2 separate regions of the Homo sapiens genome follow, and region 1 is linked to region 2. A link is a loop called in an ENCODE intact Hi-C map of the cell type or tissue named here. Cell type or tissue: GM12878. All regions are shown on one strand. Each heading gives the region's core, and the rest is flanking DNA. Links, peaks and the distances in the headings are about the cores only.

What was found. A loop is a pair of places that touch in the nucleus more often than their neighbours do. Peaks named below come from ENCODE experiments on the same cell type or tissue, not always from the same donor. Only the 100,000 strongest peaks of a DNase experiment are listed, where the experiment ranks them.
Region 1: it touches region 2 in a loop (3-fold over the local background); 24 of 110 quality-filtered maps call a loop at or near these places.

Annotation. Positions count from the first base shown.
Region 1 is chr5:43,189,666-43,204,613 of GRCh38, reverse strand. It overlaps NIM1K (NIM1 serine/threonine protein kinase), which reads right to left and starts at 12,389. Exons shown (of 4, transcript NM_153361.4): 1 at 12,203-12,389. RefSeq lists an enhancer at 11,364-12,073 and a silencer at 12,409-12,548. In GM12878, for the core only: no CTCF peak of the experiment used is centred there; no DNase peak of the experiment used is centred there; H3K4me3 peaks cover 2,772 bases.
Region 2 is chr5:43,115,092-43,130,355 of GRCh38, reverse strand. ZNF131 (zinc finger protein 131) reads right to left here and starts at 9,442. Exons shown (of 7, transcript NM_001330707.2): 1 at 9,233-9,442; 2 at 8,179-8,317; 3 at 7,046-7,147. The coding sequence starts at 8,302. RefSeq lists enhancers at 7,787-8,354, 8,355-8,923, 9,721-9,780 and silencers at 8,501-8,760, 9,191-9,540. In GM12878, for the core only: no CTCF peak of the experiment used is centred there; DNase peaks (open chromatin) are centred at 7,921, 8,915 and 9,305; H3K4me3 peaks cover 3,882 bases; H3K27ac peaks cover 3,402 bases.

The sequences.
Region 1 (14,948 bases), core at 6,949-14,948, 72 kb before region 2:
TGTTCCTCCGCCTCCCAAGTCACTGGGGTTACAGGCACCCACCACCATGCCCGCCTAATTTTTTGTATTTTTTTAGTAGAGACGGGATTTTGCCAAGTTGGCCAGGCTGGTCTTGAACTCCTGACCTCAGGTGATCCACCCGCCTCGGCCTCCCAAAGCACTAGGATTATAGGCGTGAGCCACCACTCCTGGACTGTGCCTTGTTTTTGAATTAACCATTGGAACTATCAGGCTGGGTGTGGTGGCTCACGCCTGTAATCCCAGCACTTTGGGAGGCTGAGGTGGGCGAATCACTTGAGGTCAGGAGTTCGAGACCAGCCTGGCCAATATGGTGAAACTCCATCTCTACTAAAAATACAAAAATTAGCCAGGAGTGGTGGTACGTGCCTGTAATCCTACTCAGGAGGCTGAGGCAGGAGAATCTCTTGAACCCCCCAGGAAGCGGAGGTTGCAGTGAGCTGAGATCGAGCCACTGCACTCCAGCCTGGGCCACAGAGTGAGACTCCGTCTCAAAAAAAAAAAAAAAAAAAAACCATTGGAACTATCAGTGATAGTAAATACACAAATTACACCACTTTTTTTTTTTGGAGATGGAGTTTAACTCTTCTTGCCCAGGCTGGAGTGCAGTGTCGAGATCTCAGCTCATTGCAACTTCTGCCTCCTGGGTTCAAGTGATTCTCCTGCCTCAGCCTCCCGAGTAGCTGGGATTATAGGTGCCTGCCACCATGCCCAGCTAATTTTTGTATTTCTAGTAGAGACGGGGTTTCACCATGTTGGCCAGGCTGGTCTTGAACTCCTGACCTCAGGTGATCTGCCTGCCTCGGCCTCCCAAAGTGCTGGGATTACAGACGTGAGCCACTGTGCCCAGCCAAAGGAGGGATTTTTTATGGAAAGTTGAGACTAGCTCTGGTAATGTCACCATAGTTCAATAAAGAAACACCACAGATTAGTGTACTATATGACTATTGTTAAAAGAAAAACCTTAGCCAAATTAAGTTTAACAGAGTTTAGCTGAGCAAACAATTATTCATGAATTGGGCAGCCTCCCAAGCCAGAGTAGGCTCAGAGACTCCAGCACAGCCAAGTGGTGGAAGATTTATGGACAGAAAAAGAAAAGTGATGCACAGAAAATGGAAGTGAGGTACAAAAACAGCCGGATTCGTCACAGTTCAACGTTTGCCTTATTTGAACATGGTTTGAACAGTTGGCCACCTTTCATTGGCCAAAACTCGGTGACTGGCACAAAAGTAGGCTTCAGTCCGTTAACAACTGCATTTAGGTTGTAGTTCACAATGTACAGAGAAACTTTTAGGCCAAACTCAAAATATGTAGGGAGGCAGCTTTAGGCTGAACTTGATTTAACACTATAGATATCCTAAAATGTTAATAGCAGTAGCATAAATTTAATCCTAGAGCAGTAAGAATTGCTCTTCTTGGGAACTGAGTGGAGCCTAGGAGGGAGGTCTTCTTGTGCAGCTGCTAAGTAGTGAAGGAGCTATGGCGGGGCGGTGGGGCTGGGGGGATGGTGGAAGGCGGTTAGGAGCAAAACTAAAGGCTACCAACAAACATTCCAGCAGAAGCAAAACAGTCATCGAAAGGCTGGAGCTGAAGAGCAACCAGCAATAGATTGTGTCTAGATGATGAGAATTGTGAGGCGCCATTGAAAATCTCAGGACATGGAGCCAGCAGCAGGTAAGCTGAGCGTGGCAGTGAGGCTTTCTAGGGTCTACTACTCTGCAATTTGAACCAGGTATGTTGTGAGGTCACTGAACATTGTAAAATAACTCAAAACTCAGAATAAAACAAGTATTTTTATCCCTTGTCAGTCTTTCCTCCTTCTGACCGTTCCAGCACACCCGTTTTCACACTGACCTTTTTCTTCAGCGCTGCTTAGTAAATGGCAAAAACAAATGGCAATTTACTTAGCTGGATGTGAGGCACTTCAGGGTCTTATCTCAGTTTTCCTCTGCAATCTTACTTCTTAATACTTGGCTAAACCAAATTAACCTGAGGCTCCAAGCCGACTGGCTGATTCAGTTTCCCTTGATTACCCAAGCACACTAGGGGACTTTTAGGAGTCCACTGGGGAGGGGCTTGTAGGATTTTTTAATCTCGCATTTTGTATTGGAATAAACAGACCCAGAGGGGTAAAGAGACAGTGGCAGGGATGAGACTAGGACCAAATGTCTTTACTTTGTCTCTTTCAGCTATATCAGCTCACCAACCAGCCTAACAGAATGAATAAATATCTAAAACAAATTTGGGGGCTAGGCACAGTGGCTTACACCTATAATCCTAGCACTTTGGGAGGCTGAGGAGAAAGGATCTCTTGAGCCCAGGGGTTTGAGGCTACAGTGAATTATGCCCATGCCATTGCACTCCAGTCTGCATGACAGAGGGAGATCCTGTTTCTGAAAAATAAAAATAAAAAAAAATTGGGGGGATTTAAAAGTCAAGCTAAGAAAAAAAATTAATGACCATAAATGTTTTCCTTTAATATTAACTCAAAAGAAAATTTGGAAGCTGCAAATATTTTCTCTTGATAGAGGAGGATTTATTATCAAATAGCTCAAGGTCACAATCTACTATAGGCTCAAGAGAATAATTTAGAAAAATATCTTTCTTTTTTTTTTTTTTTTTGAGAGGGAGTCTCGCTCAGAGGGAGTCTCGCTCTGTCACCAGGCTGGAGTGCAGTGGCACGATCTCAGCTCACTGCAACCTCTGCCTCTAGGGTTCAAGTGATTCTCCTGCCTCAGCCTCCTGAGTAGCTGGGACTACAGGTGCGTGCCACCACGCCCAGCTAATTTTTGTATTTTTAGTACAGACGGGGTTTCACCATGTTGGCCAGGATGGTTTCAATCTCTTGACCTCATCATCCACCCACCTCAGCCTCCCACAGTGCTGGGATTACAGGCATGAACCACCACGCCCGGTCAGAAAAATATCTTTCTTCTCACATGTTAAACTTTTGTGGTAGGCTTTCTAACAGCAAAAAAAAATATATTTGGCTTCACAAATATGAATGGCTGTTTTATTTTGTGTCATCAGTTCTAAGAATGCTCTTAGATCCAATCATATCTTAGCATTGTACCTCATATTACAAAGTGTTCATCATTCAAACAAAGGCAGCATGAAAACTTTGTTGTTAGTCTTCAAAGAAAAGTCCCTGGCATATCAACTGTGTACTTTTCCTTTTTTTTTTTTTGAGACGGAGTCTTGTTCTGTCACCCAGGCTGGAGTGCAGTGGTTCCATCTCCGCTCACTGCAAGCTCCGCCTCCCAGGTTCACGCCATTCTCCTGCCTCAGCCTCCCCAGTAGCTGGGAATGCAGGCGCCCGCCACCATGCCCAGCTAATTTTTTGTAGTTTTAGTAGAGACAGGGTTTCACCGTGTTAGCCAGAATGGTCTCGATCTCATGACCTTATGATCCGCCCGCCTTGGCCTCCCAAAGTGCTGGGATTACAGGCATGAATTTTTTTTTTTTTTTTTTGAGATGTTGTCTGGCTCTGTTGCCCAGGCTGGAGTGCAGCGGCGCCATCTTGGCTAACTGCAACCTCTGCCGCCCAGGCTCAAGCAATTCTCCTCCCTTGGCTTCTGAAGTAGCTGGGATTACAGGAGCCTGTCACCGTGCCTGGCTAATTTTTGTAGTTTTTAGTAGAGACAGGGTTTCACCATCTTGGCCAGGCTGGTCTTGAACTCCTGACCCCATGATCCACCCGACTCGGCCTCCTAAAGTGCTGGGATTACAGGCTTGAGCCAACGCGCCCAGCCACTTTTGCATATTTTAAACTGGGTCCAACCCAGTTACTTCTCTCGCCTTGGTGTTACAATTTCCCCATATTATTTCCTCTCCATCCGGACCAGCTGACCTCAACTCTTTGTCAATTCACACTCATTCCTCTCCCTTGTAAACTCAGTGTACCTCCTGCCTGTACTACACAAGCAATCACTGCATGTAAACTTGACTTGTTGTGTATCTTACGGTTGTGTTCTAGCTGTCTTAGTAACTACTACTGGCCGGGCGCAGTGGCTCACGCCTGTAATCTCATCACTTTGGGAGGCTGAGGCGGGCAGATCACGAGGTCGGGAGGTCAAGACCATCCTGGCTAACACGGGGAAACCCCGTCTCTACTAAAAATACAAAAAAGTAGCCGGGCATGGAGGCGGGCACCTGTAGTCCTAGCTACTCGGGAGGCTGAGGCAGGAGAATGGCGTGAACCTGGGAGGCGGAGTTTGCAGTGAGCCGAGATCGCGTCACTGCACTCCAGCCTGGGAGGCAGAGTGAGACTCCATCTCAAAAAATAAAATAAAATAAAATAACTACTACTTAATGAGAGCCTACAATAAATAGCAAGTGCTCAATAAGAAGGGTGAACATAGAATCTGTCATTCAAACCAAGACACCTCTGAGAATGGGGTGCTATTAATAATTGCACTAGGACGGCCGGGTGCAGTGGCTCAGGCCTGTAATCCCAGCACTTTGGGAGGCCGAGGTGGGCAGATTACCTGAGGTCAGGAGTTCGAGACCAGCCTGGCCAAGAAACCCCGTCTCTGCTAAGAATACAAAATTAGCTGAGCATGCGTGATGGCACATGCCTGTAATCCCAGCTACTCAGGAGGCCGAAGCAGGAGAATCACTTGAACCCGGGAGGCAGAGGTTGCAGTGAGCCGAGATCACACCATTGCACTCCAGCCTGGGCAAGAACAAAACTCTGTCTCAAAAAATAATAATAACAATCACACTAGGACAACAGGTGTAAACCGGGGTTGCACTGACGAACTGGGACATATGGCCACCCTATCAATAAGTGATAGTGTGGCAGACATCACTGCAGCCTGGCTCACTCAACGTCACTACTAACTCTCTTCTCCTTTCTTTGCCTTCTGTTATAGTAGCTGGCGATCCCAGTTTCCCTTTCTCCCTCAAAGATAGGGATAGCTCTGAGACACAGTTTTGGCCAGTAAGACCTTAGTGTGGTGTTTCTGATAATTAGTGCTTTCCTGTTGAAAGAGGATAGTTGCAGCTGGAGCAGCTCCTTTCATTTCCTTCCCCTGTGGAACTTACAGAGGAGTAGTAGCCACCTAGAGACCATGAAGTGATAAATATGAGGGCAAAAGGATGGATAGCAGAACAGAAAGATAGGAATAAACTAGGTCTCTGATGGCAGCTAAAACAAAGCTCTTAATTGCTTATCTAGACCTCTTCTTCTGCAAGAAAAATAAACTTCTAGCTAAGCAGGAAGATTCTTTAGTTAACTGCAGGCCAAAGCGTACCTAACTTAGAAGACTAGTCATTATTTCATTTCAACTACTTTATACATATATATATATATTTTAGTAGAGATGGCATTTCATTTATAGATATATACATTTTTCATATATATATATATATATATATATATATATATATTTTTTTTTTTTTTTTGGAGACAGAGCTTCACTCTTGTTGCCCAGGCTGGAGTACAATGGCACAATCTCAGCTCACTGCAACCTCTGCCTCCCGGGTTCAAGCTATTCTCCTGCCTTAGCTTCCCAAGTAGCTGGAATTACAGGCACGTGCCACCATGCCCAGCTAATTTTGTATTTTTAGTAGAGATGGGGTTTTTCCATATTGGTCAGGCTGGTCTCGAACTCCTGACCTCAGGTGATCCACCCACCTTGGCCTCCTAAAGTGCTGGGATTACAGGTGTGAGCCACCGTGCTTGGCCCTTTATACATATTTTTAAAAATCTTTACAACAGCCCTAAAAGGTGCCTGCTATTATCCTCATTTTTCAGATGAAGAAACTAAACTTCAGAAGGACTTGGTAACTTGTCCAAAGCCATACAGGCAATTAACATCCAAGTTTAATTTCAAGCCCAAGACTGTCTGACCTCAGGGTCTGTGCTTCACACAAAACAGATGAGGCTTCTTCACCTTGTCTCATGAGCAGGAGCTGTGTGTGCCACAGGCAATCCCCTCTAAACAGATGCTGCTAGAAAGTAGGAGGATAAGAAATAGATCGTGTTCTGAAATGGTTAAAAGACAATATGAAGTGGGCTGGAAAGGTTTGGCTTTTCAGTAATCATTACTTAATAAAGTCCGCTCTTTTTTTTTTAAGTTCAAGTAATCATTGTTGAAAATAAAAGGCAATAAAAATAAAGACAGTTTTCACTATAGAAAGAAGGAAAGAAAGAAGGAAGGAAGGAAAGTAGGAAAGAAAGAAAGAGAGCGAGCTCGAGAGGGAGGGAGGGAGGAAGGGGGAGAGAGAGAGAGCAAGACAGAAAGAAAGAAAGACAGAAAGACAGAAAGGAAGGAAGGGAGGAAGGAAGTAAGGAAGGAAGGAAGAAAGGAGAGAAAGAGAGAAAGAAAGAAAGGAAAGAAAGAAAAGAAAGAAAGAAAGAAAGAAAGAAAGAAAGAAAGAAAGAGAAAGAAAGAAAGAAAGAAAGAAAGAAAGAAAGAAAGAAAGAAAGAAAGAAAGAAAGAAAGAAAGAAAGAAAGAAATCATATTGGCCAGGTGCGGGTGCAGAGCAAGACTCCTCCATCGGAAAAAAGAAAAGAAAAGAAATAGATTATGTTTTCCCCCTACTTCCTTGCCCTCACCCCTACTCTAAGCAATGTGAGGTTGCTACCCCTCTTACTCTACTATGGAATACTCCTTCAATATCAAGATGACGTGTTCAGTTCAACAAACATTATTTTTAAGCTCCGTCCTCCATGTTTAAGTGTACAAGTTACCCCCAGGAACAATGTAGATATAACTAAATCTACAGCTAGTGGGGCAAGGTAGATGCATAAACAGATCGTCTAAATATAATGGCCAAAGGCTAAACTAGAGATAGGTACAGACAGGGTGGGGCCCAAAAGAGAACATCTGGAAGGAGATAAGGCCTGAAGGAATTTCCAGGTGTGATTCAGCAAGTACTGAAAGATAGAGAAATGTAGGTCAGGGAAATGGTAAAATGGGAGAGGGGGTATGGAGTATGGATCATGGAAATTGAGGCAGTATAAAGGGTGGAAAAATCAGTACCTCTGTGTTCTGTAGGAGCTCAAGGGCTGGCGCTGTTGATTACATCTGAGGGAGTATTTGGCTACATTTCAAATTTCCAAAAAGTTTAAAAGGCTCTTTAAAAATCTTCATGATTAAAAATGACTAAGGTGTATTTTATTAGCCAAGAATAGAACTAATTTGGCCAGGCGTGGTGGCTCACGCCTGTAATCCCAGCACTTTGGGAGGCCAAGGCAGAAGGATGGCTTGAGGCCAGGAGTTCAAGACCAGCCTGGGCAACATAGAGAGGCCCGCCCCCCCTACCACCGACAACTCTACAAAAATAAAAAACTTAGCTGGACATGATGGTGCATGCCTGTAGTCCCAGCTACTCTGGAGTCTGAAATGAGAGGATCACTTGTGCCCAGAAGTTCTAGGCTGCAGTGAGCTATGATTGTACCACTGCACTGTAGTCTAGGTGAGTGAGATCCTGCCTCTAAATAAAACATAAAAATAAATAAGTCAATAGATTCTGTCCAAAATTGATAAATCAAGAACCAGTGGCCAGGCATGGTGGCTCATGCTTGTAATCCCAGCACTTTGGGAGGCCAAAGTGAGAGGATTGCTTGAGCCCAGGAGTTTGAGACCAGGCTGGGCAACATAGTGAAACCTTGTCTTTACCAAAAAAAAAAAAAAAAAAAAAAAGCTGGGCATGGGCATGGTAGCGTGCACCTATAGCCCCAGCTACTCAAGAGGTTGAGGGGGAAGGATTGCTTGAACTCAGGAATTTAAGGCTGCAGTGAGCCATGATCACACCACTGTACTCTACCCTGGGCAACAGTGTGAGAACCTGTCTCAAGAAAAAAAGAAAAAACAGCAACATAAGCTAATTATTTGGACATAGGGAGGTAAGTGATCAAACAGCCAAGAGTTCAAAATGATTGCCTCTGGAGACTGGGACTGTTGTTTTAGTTATAAGCTTTTATTTTTTATTTATTTATTTATTTATTTTTGAGACAGAGTCTCGCTCTGTCGCCCAGGCTGGAGTGCAGTGGCGCGATCTCGGCTCACTACAAGCTCCATCTCTCAGGCTCAAGCCATTCTCCTGCCTCAGCCTCCCGAGTAGCTGGGACTACAGGCGCCCACCACCACACCTGGCTAATTTTTTTTTTTTTGTATATTTAGTAGAGACAGGGTTTCACTGTGTTAGCCAGGATGGTCTCGATCTCCTGACCTCATGATCCACCCACCTCGGCCTCCCAAAGTGCTGGGATTACAGGCGTAAGCCACCGCGCCCAGCCAGTTATAAGCTTTTAATATACTCTCATAAAATTAGGTGAATGCATTGTGATGATAACAATTTGAACAATTTTTTAAAGTAAAAAGAAAAATTTCAGTGCAATTATGTAATCAAGTGTATCCATATATTATCCCAACTAGATAATTCCAACAAATAGAGACACAGAAAGCTTCTTGATGGCTTTAGGATTAGGGAGAAAAGATCTAATGAGCAGCTAGTTCAGGAGACCCGAAAAGACAGCTGCCTCAGCCCACACCACTTGGATGGGTGGCAGGGAGTCAGAATGAACTAAGATCTGCCGCTAAGGCCTCCCAAGTCACACGATTTTGCTAAATAGGGTACTGACTGCTTTCTGGAAAACCATCAGTGTTCTCTGTGGAAGATGAAGAGTGGAGTTCTTCTTAGTTTCCTATTCTGCAACTTCGTTTTCCTTCTGTGCAACCCTCTTTTCACTTGATGTTTTCGCTTTTACTTTCTTTCTATTAATCTGCTTTCTCCTTACAGTTTTTTCCCCTTAACAGTTTTATTTTGCTCTCTAATCTTAAATTCTTCCCGCTATCCATGCCCTGAATTTCTCTTAAGTCTTGGCTAATGCTCATATTCATAATGCTCATGTCAGACAATTTAGATTTTTGTCTCGATTTTCCAAGTGGTTAGCTGAAATCACTTTTTTTTTTTTTTTTTTTGGATTCAGAGTCTTTCTGTGTCTCCCAGGATGGAATGCAGTGGCATAATCACAGCTCACTGCAGCCTTGAACCTCCCAGGCTCAAGCAATCCTCCTCCCTCAGTCTCCCCAGTAGCTGGGACTACAGGCATGCACCACCACACCCAGCTAATTTTTAAAAAATTTTTATAGAGACAAGGTCTCACCATGTTGCCCAGGCTGGTCTCGAACTCCTGGGCTCAAGCAGTCCTTCTGCTTCAGCCTCCCAAAGTATTGGGATTACAGGCCTGAGCCACGGCACCGACCTATCACTTGGCTTTTGAACACAACTTGTCCATCTGTAAAACTGATTAATATTCCTCAGGATGCTGTATAATAATGGCTAAGCTAACCTTGAAGTTCTTGAGAGAAAGTAATTTAAGAACTATGATGTGGTTAATTCAAGTTGTAGACTATTATCTTCATAAGCAATTTGAATATTTTCTTCTTCTCCTGAAAATTAAAACTTCAATTCTAGAGACCTTTTTCTAGAATGACAATAGGAAATGACAAAATACAAAATGAAACAAATTTTATGAACAGTTTGTCCTTTCAACAAGTGAAAGAAAATCAACCAATGAATTAAAACTCTTTAATCCCTAGAGAAATACAGTGATCAGATTCAAAGAATGAAGTTGGATTTAATGTTATATTTTAATTTTTAAGTTTCTCAAAATGAAACTATATATGTGACAAAAACATTAACCTACTAAGACAAAAATCTTTGCTTTTGTTTTTTTAAAAATGTATGATAAGTCTGTCATGCACCTGTAGTCCCAGCTCCTCAGGAGGCTGAGGCAGGAAGATCCCTTGAGCCCAGGAGTTTGAGACATGCCTGGGCAACATGGCGAGACCCAGTCTCTAAAAACGAAAAGAAAATAAAACAAAACTGTAAGTCTGAGGGCTTCAAGCTGTCTAATCACATGCTATCAATGTTAGAATTTGAAGCTCAGAAATCGTGGATGTGTAATGAATTACGGTTCTTTAAAGAAACCAACATTTGCTGATAAAAGTATTTGAAATGGTACCACTGCTTGCCCCAAATTAAACCTTTTCAACTAAAAACCTAGGGTTAAACCAAGAATATAAAGGGCTCTATAACCTATCTGTAGTTATTACTGGGGAATTCAGATTTCATATAAACCTGTCTTTATTTTAAATGTAGTTAGAAAAAAAGCACACACCTCAAACCAAATATCCAATCCACATTTTTTCCTAACACAGAAGGAGGCTTCTCTGAAGGTTTTTCCAGGCTTACCATTTAACAGTGGTCCAGCTAAAAATAAACCCATGAGGGTTTACTAGGCAAATTCAATGGCACACCAAACACCAGTCCATGGGGAGTTGGATTCAGCTTTTTCCCCACTAGCCTCTCGCAGGAATCCCCCCCTACATTCTCCCATCTCCTAATTAGAAAGCTAATTAGGCTTCCAAATGTAAATGCTAAATGGCGAGGGCGATCTGGGCTCAGGCCAGGATTCGTGGAACATCTAACACCCTCCTCTGTCCTCTGTTCGTGCAGTGAGCTGTGGGAAGAGAGCTGGGCAGCATGACTATTTGGGGCCATTTAACTTGCTGGAGGGCAGTGTTTACTCTCATTTGTCTGAGCGGAAAGCTGTGTTGCATGGACTGCAAACTCTGAAAAAATAAAATAAAAAAAACAACAACATGCCTTGGGATTTTAGTACTTTAAGGGAAAAAGTAAGTACATTTTCATAAACTCAATTATTACCATGGTGACAACGAGGGTACAAGAGAAGGTCCTCTGGAGAACAGTTCCTGCTTCTAACTAGACAGCCTCTCAATAGAGCAGGGCGACTTCTTCAGTAACCATGACAACCAGAATTAGAAGTGCTGTTGCAACACTAACAGAAACCATCTTTTGAAGCGGTTCTGTGAATCACATTGAATACTGATGATGCAAGCTAGTGTGATACATACTTTTCAAACATTAAAAAAAATCTTATTACCATAAACAAATATTCACCTTAGATTTCCATTTGAAATCTTGACTTGGAATCACTTTTTTTCATCTGGTTTCGTTTGTTTCCCTTTTGGATTCCCGCGGCCTCAATTGCAAACGCGATTTGTGTAATTTCCAAACTTGTCAGAACTGCACGGGTAAGAGCTTAGAATGTGATTCATTCGCTCTTATTTTGAAACGGGATGAGGAATGGGGTGGGGGAGGGGGGGTAGACAGAGAGCCCTCTTGTCTACTGTACTCAGGAGGACGAAAACAGGGGAGGGAAGGGGAAAAGAGAGGAGAAAGGGAGAAAGGGAGGGAGGGAGGAGGAGAAGAGAAGGGGAGAGGAGGAGGAGGAAAGGAGGGAGGGAGAAGAGGGAAAAGGAGGGAAGGAGGGAAGGAAAAAACAGAAAGGAAAGAAGTGCTATAGCAGAATCTTTGCTGCCCATGTTATCTATTGCCTTGACTTCTCCATCTGCCAAGATGTGTCAAGCACGCAGAAGCTGGCTGGAATCGATATTTTAAAGACCCGGTTGCGATCTTTTCCTGGTCGTATCAAGGAGTCCTGGAGCTTCTAATATTCCTGGAGGGATATCCAGGAAGAGGAAAAGAGGCTCTTCCTTACTTCGTGCGGTCTTCCAAAAGAAGCACCTTTCGCTGGGGAGAGTCGCGGCGTGGGGTGCAATGGAAGGTTTTGTTCTCCTGGGCCACATGCGTTAGATGTCAGTTCTCTCCACCAGCAGCACCGGCCGGCGCGCGTGGGGAGATCACGCCGGTCTTCTGCCCTTGTAACAAACGCTCCAGATTTGGTCTGGTGCCTTAGGGCTCTGGTCCAGCGCACCCGCTGTGCGCAACGCTAGGCGCTAAGCTGCGCTCCTCGGCTCACGTGTGGACGCGCACGCAGACACGAGTGTCCACACCATACAGAGACATGGGTGCACACACGCGCGCACATAGACATGGGCGCCGCACATGACACGGGCACCACACATGACACGGGCACACACGCGCGAGCACGCTCTCGCCCTGGCTCTAATGCCCCCTCCTCTCGCTTGCGGATCGGCCTGGGCAGGTGTGGGGGTACGCCCCAGAAAGCGCCTAACCTTCTTCTGACCCCACTTCGCAGACACCCCGTGGCAGGGCTTCCTTTCTTCCTTGGGTCGCGGGGAGGAGAGGCGCCTCCTCCTCAGCCACCCAGGTCTGCAGCCTAGCAGAGGAAGGGTGGCGGGGTGGGGGTGCTGGCGGCGAGTCCCCCAGCCCCTCGCTTACCTTCGTGGCGAGGCCAGCTCTTGGGCTTCGCTGCACGGCGCCAGGCTAGGCGCGCTGGGTTGTTGCCTCTGGAGCAGGAGCGGTCGGTGTGTGGATGTCCCGAGGTGAGGGCGCCGCTGTCGCGCTTGAGGCTCCCGGAGCTGTCAGGGGCGGCCGACCTGACCGGCAGCGGCCCAGGGCAAACCCCGCCCTCCGGCCTAGGCCGGCTCCGCAGCGGGGACCGAGACGCCCCACAGCGTTTCCTGAAGGACCAATCCGGAGCGAGGGGCTGGCGTGGGGAAGGAGGGACGGGGGGCCTGTAGTGCACCCGGACGCCGGCCTGGACCTTGTAAGCTGGTTTCTATGGCAGCCAGGAGGGAGGGGCGAGAGGGAGGGGACGCGCGGCGCAGGGACACCCAGTGCAGTCGCTCGGGGAGGGGGGTGATTGGGCCTGACGCAAAGAGGACCCCTTCTAGAGTCTGGATGGGAGCAGCTACACGGCCGAAAGCGGGCTGACACAGCTCCCACCGACGTACGCCTCGTGCCGAGCGGTTCCAGCGCTTCAGCAAGGGTTTCCATGTCCTTGGGAAACCGTGACCCAGTAATCCTCCCAACAGAAAGGGGGTTTCCAGCAAACCACCGTGACAGCTCCTCCGGGTGAGTCGGGCAGGGTTTAGGTTCTGCAGAAAGAAGTGCTAATGTCACCCTCTGTCTGGATTCCTGGCATACATCGGTTCCCCTGGTGCCACTTTGTCACTGGCTCCCTAATCTCCTGCTAGGGAGATACTCTCGGCTGTGACCCTCAGATGCCAAAGATTATTTTTCTAGTTTATAAACTAGAAATACCGTCACTGGATTGAACGTAGAGTTGGAAATGGGATTCGCAAAATACTAAATAAAACATACCGGTTATTTACTGAAGTTTAAGCCCTTCCTTTTACAGAGAGAGAAAAAAAAAACTGAGTTCAGAGGGGTCAGTTAACTTAGCAAGGGTCACACAACTGATTAATGGCAGAGCCAGGACTAGACACCCTAAGTCATAGTTCTGCGAGCATTCTTTCTACTTCCTCCTGCTCTCCATCCTGTATTGATTGCCAGAGCAATATTTACAAGAGCAAAACTGTTAAGTAGCAACATAACCCATGTCTACAATTCTTTTATGGTAGAAACTAGGGAACCCCAAAATTCCTTTTTTGCTATTTGCCAGGCATTGTAATAAACTCTTTTACAAAGAGTAACTGATTAAATCCTCATGATAATCTATGGGTTAGGTACTGTTACTGTCATCCTTGTTTTGATAGATGAAGAAACTGAAGCCCAGAGAGGTTACAGGATTTGATCGAGATCACACAACTGTTGAATGCTGGCTCTGGGACTCTAACCCAGTTTGTTTGACTCCAGAGTTGGTGTTCTTCATTACTTTGTCTCTGCTGCCTGTTTGTGTGATGATTAAAGGGGTCAGGAACGGGAAGGGCAAGAAATAAAAACCTTGGACAGCTCCGTGCACTGACGGTTGAGATTGGAAAGAAAATTGAAAGAACCTGAAACAACTGCTTCCTTGGCTTCTGAGAGTGGTCATCTATTTATGTAGAACAAGGGTTCTCTCGAGAAAATTTGTTTTTAAAGAGACATCCCCTCCTCAAAAGACAAGAGGTTTGTTGTTTTTTTTTTTTAAGAGTAATCTTTAAAATAGTACATGCCATCAGTCTATTTTCTTTCTAATGCAATAAAATGCAGGGAGAAACTCTACATATTTTTAAAGATATAAAAGACCCTTGAATTCAAATAAACAGAATAAAATTTCATAGAGAAATTGCCTAGAAACCAAGAGCCTCAAACACCCAATCTGACAGAGGCTCTCTGTGACATAGATCCTCACCATCACACCCCAAAGAGCATGCACAAGGCAGAGGTGATGATAGGTTCTAGTAGCTTAAAAGGTTACTGAACACTTTAGGCTAATACCATCACATTGGGAGTTAAGATTTCAATATATGAATTGGGAGATACAAAAATTTAGTCCATAACAGAACCCTTCCCAACTTTTATCTTTCTTTCAGGAATCTCTATTTTATACTATGTGTGTCAGACCTTCTCATTCTATTTCATGTCTTTTCTCAGATTCTCTAGATTTTTAACATTTTGTGCTACATTCTAGGTAATTTCTTCAGATCTACCTTCTGTTCATGAATTTTCTCTTGCACTAACCTGCACACTGACTTTATGATAATGCAAATATAATTAAATCAAGAGGTTTGAGAGTGCCGATTTCAGTATCTTTCACAGCAGGGGTGAATTGATAGCTTAAAATTGAATCACTTATTTACAACAACTAGTATTATTAAAATCCCTTTTTTCTTAACTTTATAGGAAACTTGTAAGAACTAATATTTCTTGTAAAAAACCTTTTTCTGAGGTTTAGCAATTTTTTCTGCTTTCCTTCTTATTTCCGTTAAATCCAATAAAAATTAAACTGAAAGGCCGGGCACGGTGGCTCACGCCTGTAATCCCAGCACTTTGGGAGGCCGAGGCGGGTGGATCACGAGGTCAGGAGATGGAGACCATCCGGGCTAACACGGTGAAACCCCGTCTCTACTAAAAATACAAAAAAAATTAGCCGGGCGTGGTGGCAGGTGCCTGTAGTCCAGCAACTCGGGAGGCTGAGGCAGGAGAATGGCGTGAACCCGGGAGGCGGAGCTTGCAGTGAGCCGAGATCGCGCCACTGCACTCCAGCCTGGGAGGCAGAGCGAGACTCTGTCTCCAAAAA
Region 2 (15,264 bases), core at 4,441-12,440:
CCATACTGAATCAATGCCAGAACTTTTTGATTCTGTCTTATTATCTCTCAGCTACATTGCCTCTACTTTCCTCTTTTTTTTTTTTTTTTTTGGAGACAGAGTCTTACTCTATCGCTCAGGCTGGAGTGCAGTGGCCTGATCTCAGCTCACTGCAATCTCCACCTCTCAGGTTCAAGCAATCCTCCTGCCTCAGCCTCCCCAGTAGCTGGGACTACAGGCACGCGCTGCCATGTCCGGCTAATTTTTGTATTTTCAGTAGAGACGGTTTCACCGTGTTGCCCAGGCTGGTCTCGAACTCCTGAGCTCAGGCAATCTGCCCACCTCGGCCTCCCAAAGTGCTGGGATTACAGGCATGAGCCACCGCGCCTGGCCTCCCATTTCTCTTAAAACCAGAAGTTTCGGCTGGGTGTGGTGGCTCATGCCTCTAATCCCAGCACTTTGGGAGGCCGAGGCAGGCAGATCACGAGGTCAGGAGTTTGAGGCCAGCTTGACCAACATGGTGAAACCCCGCCGTCTCTACTAAAAATACAAAAAGTAGCCGGGCGTGGTGGCACGCACCTGTAATCCCAGCCACTGGGGAGGCTGAGGCAGGAGAACTGCTTGAACCCAGGAGGCAGAGGCTGTAGTGAGCCGAGATTGTGCCACTGCATTCCAGCCTGGGTGACAGAGCAAGACTCCATCTCAAACAAACAAACAAAAAACACAGAAGTTTCTCCATAAATCTGGCAGCAAAATTTGATCTCAGCTAACATGGGGCTATGTCATCTTTATCCCACTTAAGAGTGAATACTAACATGCTATGCTGCTAAACTATTAGTATTTGTGAGTATTATGTTTTTCATTACCCTTAGAAAAATTCTAAAATCTGGAATGTTGAGAAGTATGTCTGGCCTCCGAGAAGATTTGAATAAGGAATTGTGGACCTAGCTCCCTGTCCTGACTGATGAGAATCACCTATAGACTAAATAAAGTACTGGTACCAAGGGCTGGGTGTGGTGGCTCATGCCTGTAATCCTAGCACTATGGGAGGCCAAGGCAGGAGCATTGCTTAAGGCTGGTAGTTCAAGACCAGCATGGGCAAAGTAGTGAGATCTCTTCTCTACAAAAAATACAAAAACTAGGCTGGGCATGGTGGCTCATGCCTGCAATACCAGCACTTTGGGAGGCTGAAGCACGCAGATCACTTTAGGTCAGGAGTTTGAGACCAGCCTGGCCAACATGGTGAAACCCTATCTCTACTAAAAATACAAAAAATATTAGCTGGGCATGGTGGTGGGAGCCTTAATTCCAGCTACTTGTGAGGCTGAGGCATGAAAATTGCTTGAACCCGGGAGGCGGAGACTGCAGTAAGCCAAGATCACACCACACTGCACCCCAACCTGGGCAACAGAGTGAGACTCCGTCTCAAAAATAGTAATAATAATAAATAATAAATAAAAATACAAAGACTAGCTGGCCTTGGTGGTATGTGCTTGTAGTTAGAAGGCTGAGGTGAGAGGACTGCTTGAACTCAGGAGGTCAAGGTTGCAATGAGCCATGATGGTACACTGCACTCCAGCCTGGGTGACAGAGCAAGACCCTGTCTCCAAAAAGAAAGTACTGGTACCTGATCTTTGGAATCAAAACTGGGATAAATATCTGGGTTTTTGTTTTTTTTATTATGAGCACCCCAGGTGTGTTTTTTTTTTTTTTTTTTTTTGAGATGGAGTCTCGCTCTGTCGCCCAGGCTGGAGTGCAGTGGCGCCATCTCAGCTCACTGCAAGCTCCGCCTCCCAGGTTCACACCATTCTCCTGCCTCAGCCTCCCAAGTAGCTGGGACTACAGGTGCCCACCACCATGCCCAGCTAATTTTTTTTGTATTTTTAGTAGAGACGGGGTTTCACTCTGTCAGCCAGGATGATCTCGATCTCCTGACCTCATGATCCGCCCGCTCGGCCTCCCAAAGTGCTGGGATTACAGGCGTGAGCCACCATGCCCAGCTCCCAGGTGCTTCTAACTTATATGACCAGCCCAACACTGTCCTAGGAACAAACCAGTGACCTAATTAGCTAACATGAACCAAACTGATAATACTTGCCCAGCTAAATGAAGTGATGGTGGATATGTAATAATTATACATCTATCAAGACTAGTTTGGTAACTTAACAAATCTCAGCAATCCCTTACTCCCTTCATAACAGAAGTGCGCAGAATACAACTTTTCTAAGAGAGTATCTAAGGAAAATGTTAAAGTGAACAACTGAATCTAAGTCTTCTCCCTGACAGAAATGCTTAGAAAGGAGTAAAAGGGAGCAGCATTGTGGCATTACTCTAGACTCAGGGAATCCCTGCAACTGGTGGAAAACTCCTACTCAAAAAGATGTATAAACATGTACAAGGATGTTTTGTTCTTGATAGTAGGGGCTAAAATTTCTGGACACCATGGTAGAGCTGCTGTTACAGAGAAACTAAGTGCCATGGATCTGTGGTTTCAGGTGAAGTAGAAAAAGAATGAATTTAGAAAATTGGAGGTTCACGTTAGAAGGTTGTGTGTTCTGAACAAAGGAATGAATGTCTGTTGAAGATTTTATATGGTGTGAATCCAAGCCACAAAGCTGAGCTGGGATCCAATTAGCTTCAATAGCAACAAATCTGATTTGAAGTCAAAGATGAACCTGTGGTTTTCATCAAAGGTAACTTACTTTAACCAGGAACACAGAAAACATGGAGGGTGAGCTCAGCTTGCACCTAATGAGTTTATACTCAGAGAATATTACAATCTAAATTTATATACACGTCATTTGCTTTTACGCAATCCTCTAAGACAGTGGTCCTCAACATTGACTGCACACTAGAATCATGCTAGGGCAGTGCTGCTCAAATTTTACTGTGCGTAGGCACCATCTGGGGATCTTGTTCCAATTCAGCAGGTCTGGAATGGAACCTGAGTCTACATTTCTAACAAGTTTCCAAATGATCCCCATGTAGTGGTCCTCAGACCACAACCTACATAGTATATCAAGAACCTAGAGAACTTTTAAATATAGTTTTCTGGATCCTACTCCTGAAAGATTTTTAATTATCTGGAGATACAACCTGGGCATTTATATTTGTAATCGCTTCCCTGGTGTCTCTAATGCCCACCTAATGTGCCATGCTAAGTCATTATTTATATTTTACGAGTGGGGGACGGGGTCCCAGTTCTAGCTAAGATGGAGAAAGCACACTCCACCCTATCTTGTCCATTGATTATTACTAAAAATCCTGGAAAGAATACATAAAGCAAATATACAAGGACTCTGAAAAGTAATTTGAAGCAAGCAGACTGGCGAGAGAAATCAAAACTCAAAACAGTAGTGAGTTTCCTGGTTTTTTTCTCCCACATATGTCAGCTTAGACTTGAGGACAGCCCAAATCTCATTAACTGTGCAGTGAGTGAAGACAGAGAAAAGTTCCAAGAGAAACTCCTTCTGGCTAGAGAACTAGAAAAGATGATGAATGGGAGAGGGACAATGGGGAGGGGTGGATATCTGGTAATTTTTCTTCTCTCTCAGCTCTGCCTCAAAGCAAGCCCCAATCCTGAGTCTGCACACCTGTGGCTGGTAGCTGTCTCCTAAACTCTAAAAGAGAGTTCTTCTGACAAAAGAACTAGGAAAAAGACGATGATCGGAAGAGTATGGAAGAGGGAATTCATTTTATTTTTTTCTCTAACTTTTCTCTCTCTCCATTTTGTTCAGGAAATGAGCCCCTCTACAGAAAACGTATGAAAAGCACAAAGAAGCTAAAATTCCAGTTTTCTCACCAAAGAACCACGAAAAGAAACTCTTGGGAGCTTGTGTACAAGGGAAGTCACGGAGAGAAGAAACGTCCTCTAAATTTGTGTATACAATCTCAAGTTTACCACCAACATGCCCATGTGTGAACTGACCCAAGGCGGCAGAGGAAAGGCGCTGAGAACTGCACAATGGCATGGATGGCACACCTGGGACCTGAACAGCAATACGAAGGTTTTGAAAAGTAAGTTCAAACTGGATCCACAGCCCACAGAGGCAGTCTGAACCTAACCAGGTTAACTGCCCGCTAAAGTGAAACCAAAAAACCAAAAATATTTTCCAGAGGATTTTAACAGCATCCAGTTTTGTAACAAAATATTCAAATGTCCATGACATACTCCAAAATTATGTGACATGAAAAATAAGGAAGCCAAGATATCTAAGGTCACACAGCACACAAACAGTTAAAGCCAGGGCTAAAACTCAAGTTTTCTAACTAACTATATGCCCAGGGCTTTCTCCACAGCCAGGTGACCTTGCTAGACAGTACTGTAACCCCAAAGTTAAGGGCTTAAGATACTGAACCAAATTAATTATTTAAACCTGAATCTGACCAAATGACAGAAATAAAGTGTGTGTCTATTTTGCTTTCTTATCTATCTAGAATTCAAATACTGAAGACTTGTGTGTGCCACAGACCTAAATCTCAAGGTGACTAGTCTTCAGAAGACCAGGCTCTACTTCTACTTCTCCAGGTAATGTGTGCTCATTCTACCAGCAACAAATATTCCAGCTTGGGCCACTTTTCCTTTTTTTTTTCTTTGAGACGGAGTTTCACTCTTGTTGCCCAGGCTGGAGTGCAATGGCGTGACTCAGCTCGCTACAACCTCCGCCTCCCGGGTTCAAGCGATTCTCCTGCCTCGGCCTTCCTGAGTAGCTGGGATTACAGGTGCCCACCACCACGCCCGGCTAATTTTATATTTTTAGTAGAGACAGGGTTTCACCATGTTGGTCAGGCTGGTCTCGACCTCTCGACCTCAGGTGATCTGCCTGCCTCGGCCTCCCAAAGTGCTGGGATTACAGGCGTGAGCCACCGCATCCGGCCAGGCCACTTATTTTTTAAGACTTAAAAATTCTGCTCAGACTTGGCCAGTCGTGGTCTCACGCCTGTAATCCCAGCACTTTGGGAGGAAGAGGCGGGTGGATCACCTGAGGTGGGGAATTCGAGACCAGCCTGATCACGCCATTGCACTCCAGCCTGGGTAACAAGAGCTAAAATCTATCTCCAAAAAAAAGAAAAAAAAAATTCTGCTCAGACTCAAAACTCCTCTTTGAAATCTTTCCTAAGGAAGACCAAACCACTCATTCTCCCTCTTCAGTGATACCATTTCACAGTAATAGTCTTTGTAATACTTTTTGCACTCCTTTATTTGCCTGTTGCTCACCTGTTATGAAATTTTCCGACTTCTTTAAGGGACATCTTATTCATTAATTCTTCATCTCCTGGGTCTAACATAGTACATGATATATTATAGATATTCAATATGATAAACTGACTTTTTTTTTTTTTTTTTGAGACAGGGCCTTGCTCTGTCGCCCAGGCTACAATGCAGTGGCAAAATCATGGCTCACTGCAGCTTTGACCTCCTGGGCCCCAGCAATCCTCCCGCCTCAGCCTCCTGAATAGCTGGGACCACAGGCATGTGCCATCAGACTCAGCTAATAATTTTTTAAATTTTTTGTAGAGAAGAGGTCTCCCTAATGTTTCTTAGACTGGACCCTGTTTATCAAGCTTTGACAAGGCACCAAATATCATGCCATGCACTCTGCATGTTATCGCAATTAGTCTTTATAATCCTATGAACCCACTTTTCAGATGAGGAGAAAAGTATGCAATTGAGGTAAAGTAACCCGCCTGGGGTCACATATTTAATAAACCTCAGGTGTGAATGAATTCATGGAGGCTTGCTTTGTAGTAGAAACCACTATCATCTGGGCAGTTAGATTCTCACTTTATTAAGTTTTGTGGATTTTCATAATTATGTCTCTGTCCTGATTATAGATATTAAAAGATACTCTAGCTGTAAATATATCAGCTATAATGCTAAACTGGAATATACCAAAATTAAAGAATATTCTTAACTCTTTTTTGTTTTCTTTACTCCCCTAGGCATCAAAGGGAAAAAAGGAGTTTCTAGGCAACCCATTCAGAACAAAGAATACGTACACAATGAAATAGATATAAAACCAAAACCCAAGAACCCTAAAAGAAGCTAAAATTCTGTAATTACGTAGGCAAACATTTATTTCCTGCTGTTTTAGATTTTGATGCTGGTGGTAGGGGAGGAGTTACTGCAGTAGCAGAAGAAAAAGCATGGTAATTAATAGCACAAACTTAATTCCTTGCTAGTTGGACAACCCTGGGCAAGTAACCTTTTAGAGCCTGCTTCCTGAAGTGTAAATTATTACAAATAACACCACTTCCCTTTTTGAAAAGAAAAGAAAAGAAAAGAAAAGACAGGGTCTATGTTGCCCCAGGCTGGCCTCGAACTCCTGGGCTCAAGCAATCCTCCTGCCTCAGCCTCCCGAGTAGCTGGGACTACAAGCACAAGCCATCCTGCCCAACATCAAACGATTGCTGTGAGCCTTAGACAATACACAAAACTACATATCACAACGCCTGGCACTTGGCAGGTTATTATTAGAAAAATGTCTAGAAAGTACAAAAATCACTTTTTGCTTCAAGGTAACAGGTATTGATCCATCCCATTGTAGAGCCAGAATTTCCTCTAAATGCTACTTCAGTTCATTTTTCCTAGCTTTCTCCCTATTATGGCAGCCCACTTCACACTGCATGTCATCTGTACCTCTGCTAATACATCACTACTTCTGCTATAGAGTACAGTAAAAGCTTCTACTGTAACCTGCAGCATCTCCAGCAGTCTGAAACATAAGCCCACTGAACAAAGATAGTAATTCACGTTTAATACTTGTTTTCAAAAAACAATGACCACCAGTTTCCACAATGGAAAAGACCAACATCTACCATCTAAGTTTTTCCTGGCAGATCATTCAACCAAGCACTTCACTGAAAGTAAGACTTCTCAGGTATCAAAAGAACAATTTATCTACCTTTACCTACAGGAACTACTGATGCCTATTTCCTATGGTGTCTTGATAAACTGTCTAAAACTGCTTCACCAATTGTTTGCTAAGTATTGTATTTAAAACAAGCATTTAAATAAAATGGCTTCTTTGATTTATTAAATAAAAAAACAACAAGAATCATTTACCTTCTATCTCCACCAATGGTTCTTGGGTAAACTCCTGAAAGAATTTGTAGAAGAACTTACTACAAGCAGCCAAAACAGCCTTGTGAGCCTTAAAATGGTGTCCTAGGTAAAATAAGAAAAAAAAAGAAAATCATACACAAGCACGAAAATCAAATGTATAACTACAAAATAGACTTAAAAATCATATAAAGCAAAATAGGTCTTCCTTCATTACGTAACTACAGAAATTATTGAACTAAATGCAGAATATTCTTGGCAGCTATCTTGGCAAATGTTAATCTCAATTAGATATAAAGCTAAATCTTCACTTCAAACCCCTTTAGTTTTATAAAGCCTAATTTACAACACTAGGTAAGGAGCCTCTTGACACTCTGTTGTTTCCAATTAAGTAGTGAGAAGCATATCCAACTCAGTTGAAACTGCTAAATAAAAGGACAACCCAAAAGGTCACATATCATTTGGAAAGAGAGAAAAAAACCGTAAGCACAAAGCTGGATATGTCTGCTATGAAAAACATTTTAATATGCCTAATATTTGGAAGCTCCATCTATGGTAGACCCATAATTTTAAAAACAGGTTACCTTGAGAAACCTATTTTCGCTAAACAGAAAACATACCCACGCTGGATTTCCTTCCATTATAGAGGCAACTCCTAAGGCTGGTAAAGACCCCATTTTATTTTGGAGATTCTCAAAGGGGGTATGAGTGCTGCAATGGAATCTCTCATTCTCCCTTCAAGACCATTTGGGAAACTAGAAAAAAAATCAACACTTCCCAAATGACTCCTGTAAGGGACTTCTCAAAGCTTACCAACAAGAGGCTATCAACCAAACATTTTGAGACAATCTGTCCCCAACGACATCATCTTGCACTCAACAGGATGTAAGAAGTTAAAATGAGATGAACACCAGACTACGTGGAAGGCATGACTGACCAACCAGCCTTCTGCAGCACGCTGTGTGAGTGGACACTGACAAGTGCAATCTGGTCCCAGTGCACACACTCTGCAGACTTTGGTAGGGAGACCATAGAGGATGGGTTAAAAAAAAAAAAAAAAAAAAAAAGGCGGGTGTCCGAAGGACAGAAAAAAACTGAAGCCAAAAATTCGCTCCTCTGCCCACTGCCCTACCCACCGTCGACAATTAGGGTGATGTCAGTAAACCGGTCCTGCTCTCGCTGTTCATTCAATCGGTCGAGGATCATTTTATGATGTTCAGGGAACTCCTGAAGGCATTCCATCGTCTCTTCAGCCTCCATGGCCGTCGGGCTGCTCTACAAAAGAAGAGCATGATAATGTACACCCATGAGCTCGAGCCGAGGAACAAAACCCCTAAAGCATAAAACAACAACAAAAAAAACCAGCAACGTGAAAAGAAGGGGGGAGGGTGAAGCAAGAGGAGAGAAAGGCGAGGGAAGAAAGGCGAGCCGAGCGGCCCCGGAGCGTTGAGACCGGAGCCGCGGCCGCGGGACTCCGAGCCTGACCTAATTGGAGTCGGGAGACGCGAGCTAGAGCGGGGTGGGCACAGCGCCGGAGGTTCCGAGCGCCAGGGCGCGCAAGTCCAACAAGGGAGGGGACTCGACAGCCGTGGCGGTCCTCTAACGGCCCGCCAAGCCCTTCTGCCCGGCCGGGGCTCCCACCGCCCCGGGACCCGGTCCGGCCCGCGACCCACAACGACTCTCGGGTCGCCTCTCCCTCCCCCGCCCTCCCTCTTCTCCCCCGCCCCGACCGGGCCGGCACTCACTGAGGGAAGGAGGAGCGGCCCAGGCTTGCGCGTCACTTACGTCGACGCACACCGTCACCGCGTCGAGCTCCGGCTGACGCGGACGCCTTCCGGGCGCCGACCAGCAAGGGAACGGGCCACGCCCCTACCCACACCCCTCAGTGGATGGGCGGGGCCGAGCGCGGGGATTTGGCGCTCACGAAGGGCGAGGGCTTGCTCTCTGAGAAGAAACCGGGCAGCGGTGGGCTTGGGCTACTGCAGAGCCTGGCAGGGCCAGAAGCTGGGAACCTAAGTCATTGCCCTTCAACCTCTCACCCTCCCCAGCTTGACTCCAGGGGCGGACACTTCCCGACCCGAGCCCGGAATGAACTCGCCAACCGTCCTCACAGCCCAGCTACTGCGCGGCCCCTCCCGCCCCGTCCTGCCCCGCCCCCTTCCTTCCGAGACCTGGGTTGGCCCGCCTTACCTAGCTCGTGGGTCGCCCTCCTTCCTCTCCGTCCCTCAGAGCCTCTTGTTCCGTGCTTTCCCCTCCCAGGGCATAATGCGCCCCACGCCTTTCCTGACCCCTAACCCGTGGGTCGCCCTCCATTTTCTTCGTGAGAGCCGGGGCTCCCCTTCTGCTCGGGCCCCGCTGGCGCACGTGCGTTCGGTTGGGCACCCGGGCGGCCGCGGCCCCGGCAGCGGCAGCTACGGGCGCGAGCACGTTCGGGCCGCCCGGAATCTTCCTCCGCGAAGCGCGCCCTCCCCGCGCCCTGCCGCAGCACGTGCTTGCTGGGCTCAGGACCTGGAGCTGCTCAGAATTATTTACACCGGATCCCGTTAGTGCAGGCCTTCCCCACTCCTTTAAAGAGTCCAGGCCGGCGCGGTGGCTCATGCCTGTAATCCCAACACTTTGAGAGGCCTGGGCGGGTGGAGCACATGAGGTCAGGAGTTCGAAACCAGCCTGGGCAACATGGCGAAACCCCGTCTCTACTAAAAATACAAAAATTAGCCGGGAATGGTGGTGGGCGCCTGTAATCCCAGCTATTCGGGAGGCTGAGGCAGGAGAATAGCTTGAAGCGGGGAGGTGGAGGTTGTAGTGAGCTGAGGTAGTGCCACTGCATTCCAGCCTGGGCGACAGAGCGAGACAACGTCTCAAAAAAAAAAAAAAGTCCAGTGACCCACAGTCAGCTGCATGTGACTGCTTCCTTAATTCCTCCAAAGAAATATTATATATAAATACATTTTGAGGATAATTCTATAATTGAGATTTACTTATTTTTTTCTCTCAAAGAACTTGAGAATTGGGATTACGGAGGAACTCAAATAGCTATATGGTAATAATGTCATCATAACTTCAACAGATATGTATTGAGAATCCTAGTACTAGACACTGAGAAGTCCAGCTGTGAACAAGGTATATGTGGTTTCTGCCTTTCTGAATCTTAAGTCTAGTAGACTGCATAGATATTTTGAACAGTAATTGCCTAGGTGCTTGCTGATGAGTTTTGCAACACCTGAAGAACGAAGTAACTGGGTGTCAAGGAAAGCCAGTTGACCTGTAAGAAGAGATGTGGGCGGGCGCGGTGGCTCACGCTTGTAATCCCAGCACTTTGGGAGGCCGAGTTGGGGAGGAGGAGTTCAGCCCAGGAGTTTGAGGCCAGCCTGGGCACATAGCGAGACCCCATCTGTATTAAAACAAAAAATGTTTTTAAGTGATGTGAAGTCTAAGTGTTCTTAGCCAAAAGTATAGCACATGCAAAGGCACCAAGATTATAGCATTCAGGAAACTGAAACAATGTTGCTGGATAGACGCACAAGGGTGCCTTATAAAAAGTGTTGAAGATGTCAGATTTTCTTTTTGCAAGGGGAAGCCTTGCCGCATGGTGACATCCTAAGATGTACTTTTTAAAGAGATAATTCTAGCCCCAATATGGAGAACAGATTAAATGGGACAAGCTGCTAGGAATAGAGATCAACTGGGAGACTGTTAGTAATGTAGATGAAACCATGGGGGAAAATGGAATTAGAGAGCTGGTCAGAATCTAGAGATAGGCTGGGCGCAGTGGTTCAGGCCTGTAATCCCATCACTTTGGGAGGCCCAGTCGGGGAGGATCGCTGGAACCCAGGTGTTCAAGACCAGCCTGGGTGACATGGTGAAACATCGTCTCTACAAAATACAAAAAAATTAGTGATGGTGTGCACCTATTGTTTCAGCTACTTGGAAGACTGGGGTGGGAGGATCACTTGAGCTCAGGGAGGTTGAGGCTGCAGTGAGCTAAGATGGTGCCACTTCACTCCAGCCTGGGCAACAGAGTGAGACCCTGTCTCAAAAAAAAAAAAAAAAATCTAGAGATAGAACCAACATTGGCTGTAAAGCATGCCATAGATACTAAATAAATATTGCTGGATATATTGGTGACAAGGGAGAAAGAATAGTCAAAGATGGCTCCTGGATTTCTGGCTTGAGCCAGTAGATTGTTGGCACCATCTACCAAAATAGGAAATACAACTGGCGGAGCTGGATGGGGAGAGAGGATGGAACCAGAGGTGTTATTATAAGGAGATAATGTTAGAGGCCCTTGGATATATGGGCCTACATATAGTTTAGGGAAGAAGACTAACCGTAGAGATAGAGATTTGCAAGTTTACAGCATAAAAGGAATATTGAAGTGTTAAGAATAGATGGGATTGTTTAAAGAGAGTCTGCAGGAGTGATAGGCTAGCTGCTTGTAGATTGAATTGGTGTTTTAAAATATTATCATCAGCTGGTGGCTCATGCCTGTAATCCCAGCACTTTGGGAGGCCGAGGTGGGTGGATCATGAGGTCAGGAGTTTGAGACCAGCCTGACCAACACGGTGAAACCCTGTCTTTACTAAAAATACAAAAATTAGCCGGGCATGGTGGCATGCGCCTGTAATCCCAGCTACTCGGGAGGCTGAGGCAAGAGAATCGCTTGAACTCGGGAGGCGGAGGTTGCAGTGAGCTGGGACCGTGCCACTGCACTCCAGCCTGAGCAACAGAGCGAGAGTCTGTCTCAAAAAAAAAAAAAAAAAAAAATACGCTGGGCGCAGTGGCTCACGCCTGTAATCCCAGCACTTTGGGTGGCTGAGGCGGACAGATCACGAGGTCAGGAGATCGAGACCATCCTTGCTAACACGGTGAAACCCCGTCTCCACTAAAAATACAAAAAAATTAGCCGGGCATGGTGGCGGGCACCTGTGGTTCCAGCTACTGGGAAGGCTGAGGCAGAAGAATGGCGTGAGCCGAGATCGTGCCACTGCACTCCAGCCTGGGTGACAGAGCAAGACTCTGCCTCAAAAAAAAAATAAATATAAAATAACACATAAATTAAATTAAATATTATCATAATTGTTATTATTCACACAGCCTGCCACCATGCCTGGCTAATTTTTTGTATTTGTAGTAGAGATAGAGTTTTGCCATGTTGGCCAGCCTGGTCTCGAACTTCTGACCTCAGGTGATCGCCTGCCTCCGCCTCTCAAAGGGCTGGGATTACAGGCATGAGCCACCGTGCCTGGCCACGGTATTTCTTAAGATGAAGAAATTGGACACAAAAATAGGCTTTTTGGAAATTCCAGTATATAGGACCGCTCTTCTTTTACAGCAATTGAATTTAACCAAATGGAGAACCCTTTTCTACATAGGATTTGAGCTGTCCAGTTCCCTATAATCCCCACCAATTTCTAATGTTTTAGACTCAGCTATCATTCATTTTCCTTATTTGCTTAGTCCCTGAAAGCATTTGAGTTTGGGACTCCTAGTCCCAAATGGGAGAATGGAAGAGAGTGTAGGACTTTTTATCTAAAAAGTATCAATGTTTATGGATTGAGTAGAAAAGGAAGAAGCTGAAAGGACTGAGTATTGCAGCTGAAGAAAGATGGAAAACTGGAAGAGTATGACATCAATAAGGCCGTGAAAGGAGAGTGTTTCAAAAGAGAGGGTGTGGGCCAGGTGCAGTGGCTCATGCCCATAATCCCAACACTTTGGGAGGCCGAGGATCACCTGAGGTCAGGAGTTCGAGACCAGCCTGACCAACATGGAGAAACCCCGTCTCTATTAAAAATACAAAATTAGCCAGGTGTGGTGGCAGGCGCCTGTAATCCCAGTTACTCTGGAGGCTGAAGCAGGAGAATCGCTTGAAACCAGGAGGCGGAGGTTGCAGTGAGCCGAGATGGCGCCATTGCACTCCAGCCTGGACAACAAGAGCAGAATGCCATCTCAAGGAAAAAAAAAAAAAAAAAAAATGGTGTGGTTAGCAGTGCCAAATGCTGCCAAGTGGTCAAGTGGTCAAGCTAAAAAAAGATTGGAAATGGTCTGGTATATTTAGCATCATGAATGTCTTTGGCAGAAGACCTTAGCAAGAAAAGATTTAATGGAGTTCTGAGGGGAAGAGAGGGGAGGTGAGAAGTCTATATTCAGGTAGGTTAAGGAATAGCTAGGAAAATTGGGACAGCAGTTTTAGAACTTTCATTTAAAAATGAGAGAAGAGTTGAAAGGAGTACCTATAGAGTCTAGCCAGTTTTACTATTTTTGTGTGTTTTGATGGGAGAGACTTAGGCTATTTAAATGGTGAGGGGGAAGGATCCAGCAGAGGAAGAAAATAAAAGTACAAGAGGAAAAGGAGCTAATTGTACAAGAGAGGGATTAATGGATTGAAAGTTATCAGGAGTGTAGATTTGCTTTCAAGAAGTTAAGGAAATTCCTATCAAACTGAAGACCTCTATTTTCTTCCTGAAATAGATGGTCAGGTCATCTACTAAAAATTCAAGAATAGGAGAGAAAAAGTATTTATGTGTTGGATATGAAGAAGTTTGAGACTGGAAGATGTATTAGTTATCGAAGGCGATGTAACCAATTCCCCCAAATCCTAGTGGCTTAAAACAATATTATTATTTCACACTTTCTGTGGGTCAGAAATCTAAGTGTCACATAGTTAGGCTTTCAGGGTCACTCACAAGGCTCCTATCAAGTTGTCAGGTAAGGTGGCTTTAATCTCAAGGCTCCAATGGGAAAGGATCTGCTTCCAAGGTCACTCAAGTGGTTCTTGACAGAATTCAGTTCCTCCCTGGCTCTTGGACTGAAGGCTTCAGTTCTCCGCAAGGCCTCTGTTCATGCCAGGCTCTCCACAGGACATGGCAGCTAGAGTCCATCAGAGAGGGCAAGAAAGGGTGAGCAAGACAGAAACCAAAGTTTCTCGTATTCCAATCTCAGAAGTGACATTCCATCACTCTTGCCATATTCTATATTTTAGAAGCAAGCCACCAGGGGCAGCCTACATTCAAAGGAAAGTAATGAACAAAGGCACAAATAGCAGAAGGCATGATCATTGGGAACAATCATAGGCGCTGCCTGCCACAGAACAGAATGGAAAGGATTTGAAATGGACCCTGGACACAGTAATAACACAGTAGCATCAACAGGAAGCACAGCAGTAACAGCATGCAGTAGGAGTTGGTGGCCAGGAATTTATATGATAGCAATCTGCCAGACATTATGATTTCCACTAGTAATATTCGTAGTCAGGTACATGGTAAATGACTTAGAATGAGTTAGTGTTAAAACACAGTTCCCTGTGGTGCAGATGTTGTGCCAGTTAATAAGCAGGTTTATAGATTTTCTGTGGAATCAAAATAGATTATTCAAATTTAGTAAGAATTGACAAATAGTTCTGGCTACCCTAGTGGTATCCAGGCACTTTTATATGTTTTAAGGCAACATTAGGAAGGAAATAACAGAGTGGTTAAGAAGGTTGGTTTGGGATCCTGAGTTGAAATCTTGTTTCAACCTAATAGCTGGGTGATTTCAGGCAAGTAGTTTAACTTCATTAAGCTTCCATTTCCTCACCTTTGAAACAGTGTTGTGGGAAGCAAATGAGGTAACATACAGGAAACACTTGGATTAGTAGCTGGTATACATTAGCTTTCAGCAAGCGGTCATTATCGTTGTATTCCAGCATAAGATTTACATTCTACCTGCTGGACTTAAAAAAAAAAAAAAAAAAGTGGCCAGGCGCAGTGGCTTACGCCTGTAATCACAGCACTTTGGGAGGCCAAGGCAGGCGGATCACAAGGTCAGAAGTTTGAGACCAGCCTGGCCAACATAGTTAAACCCCGTCTCTACTAAATACAAAAATTAGCCGGGCGTTGTAACGCACGCCTGTCATCCCAGCTACTCGGGAGGTGAGGCAGGAGAATCGCTTGAACCCAGGAGGTGGAGGTTGCAGTGAGCTGAGATTCTACCACTGCACTCTAGCCTGGGTGACAGTGAGACTCCGTCTCAAAAAAAAAGCATTTATGGAACAAAAAATGAGCTTGTCTTTGTGTTTGCCCAAAGGAACTGAAAATTCAGGGCATCCCCAATGATCCCTCAGATGCAGCAAGATGAAAAAAGGATCATGACAGGTCCAAACTTTTTTGGAAGAGCACATGATATTTTACATATGCCACAAATAAGAAACTGACACAATTTTTAGGGCTATTTCCTTCTTTTCTTTT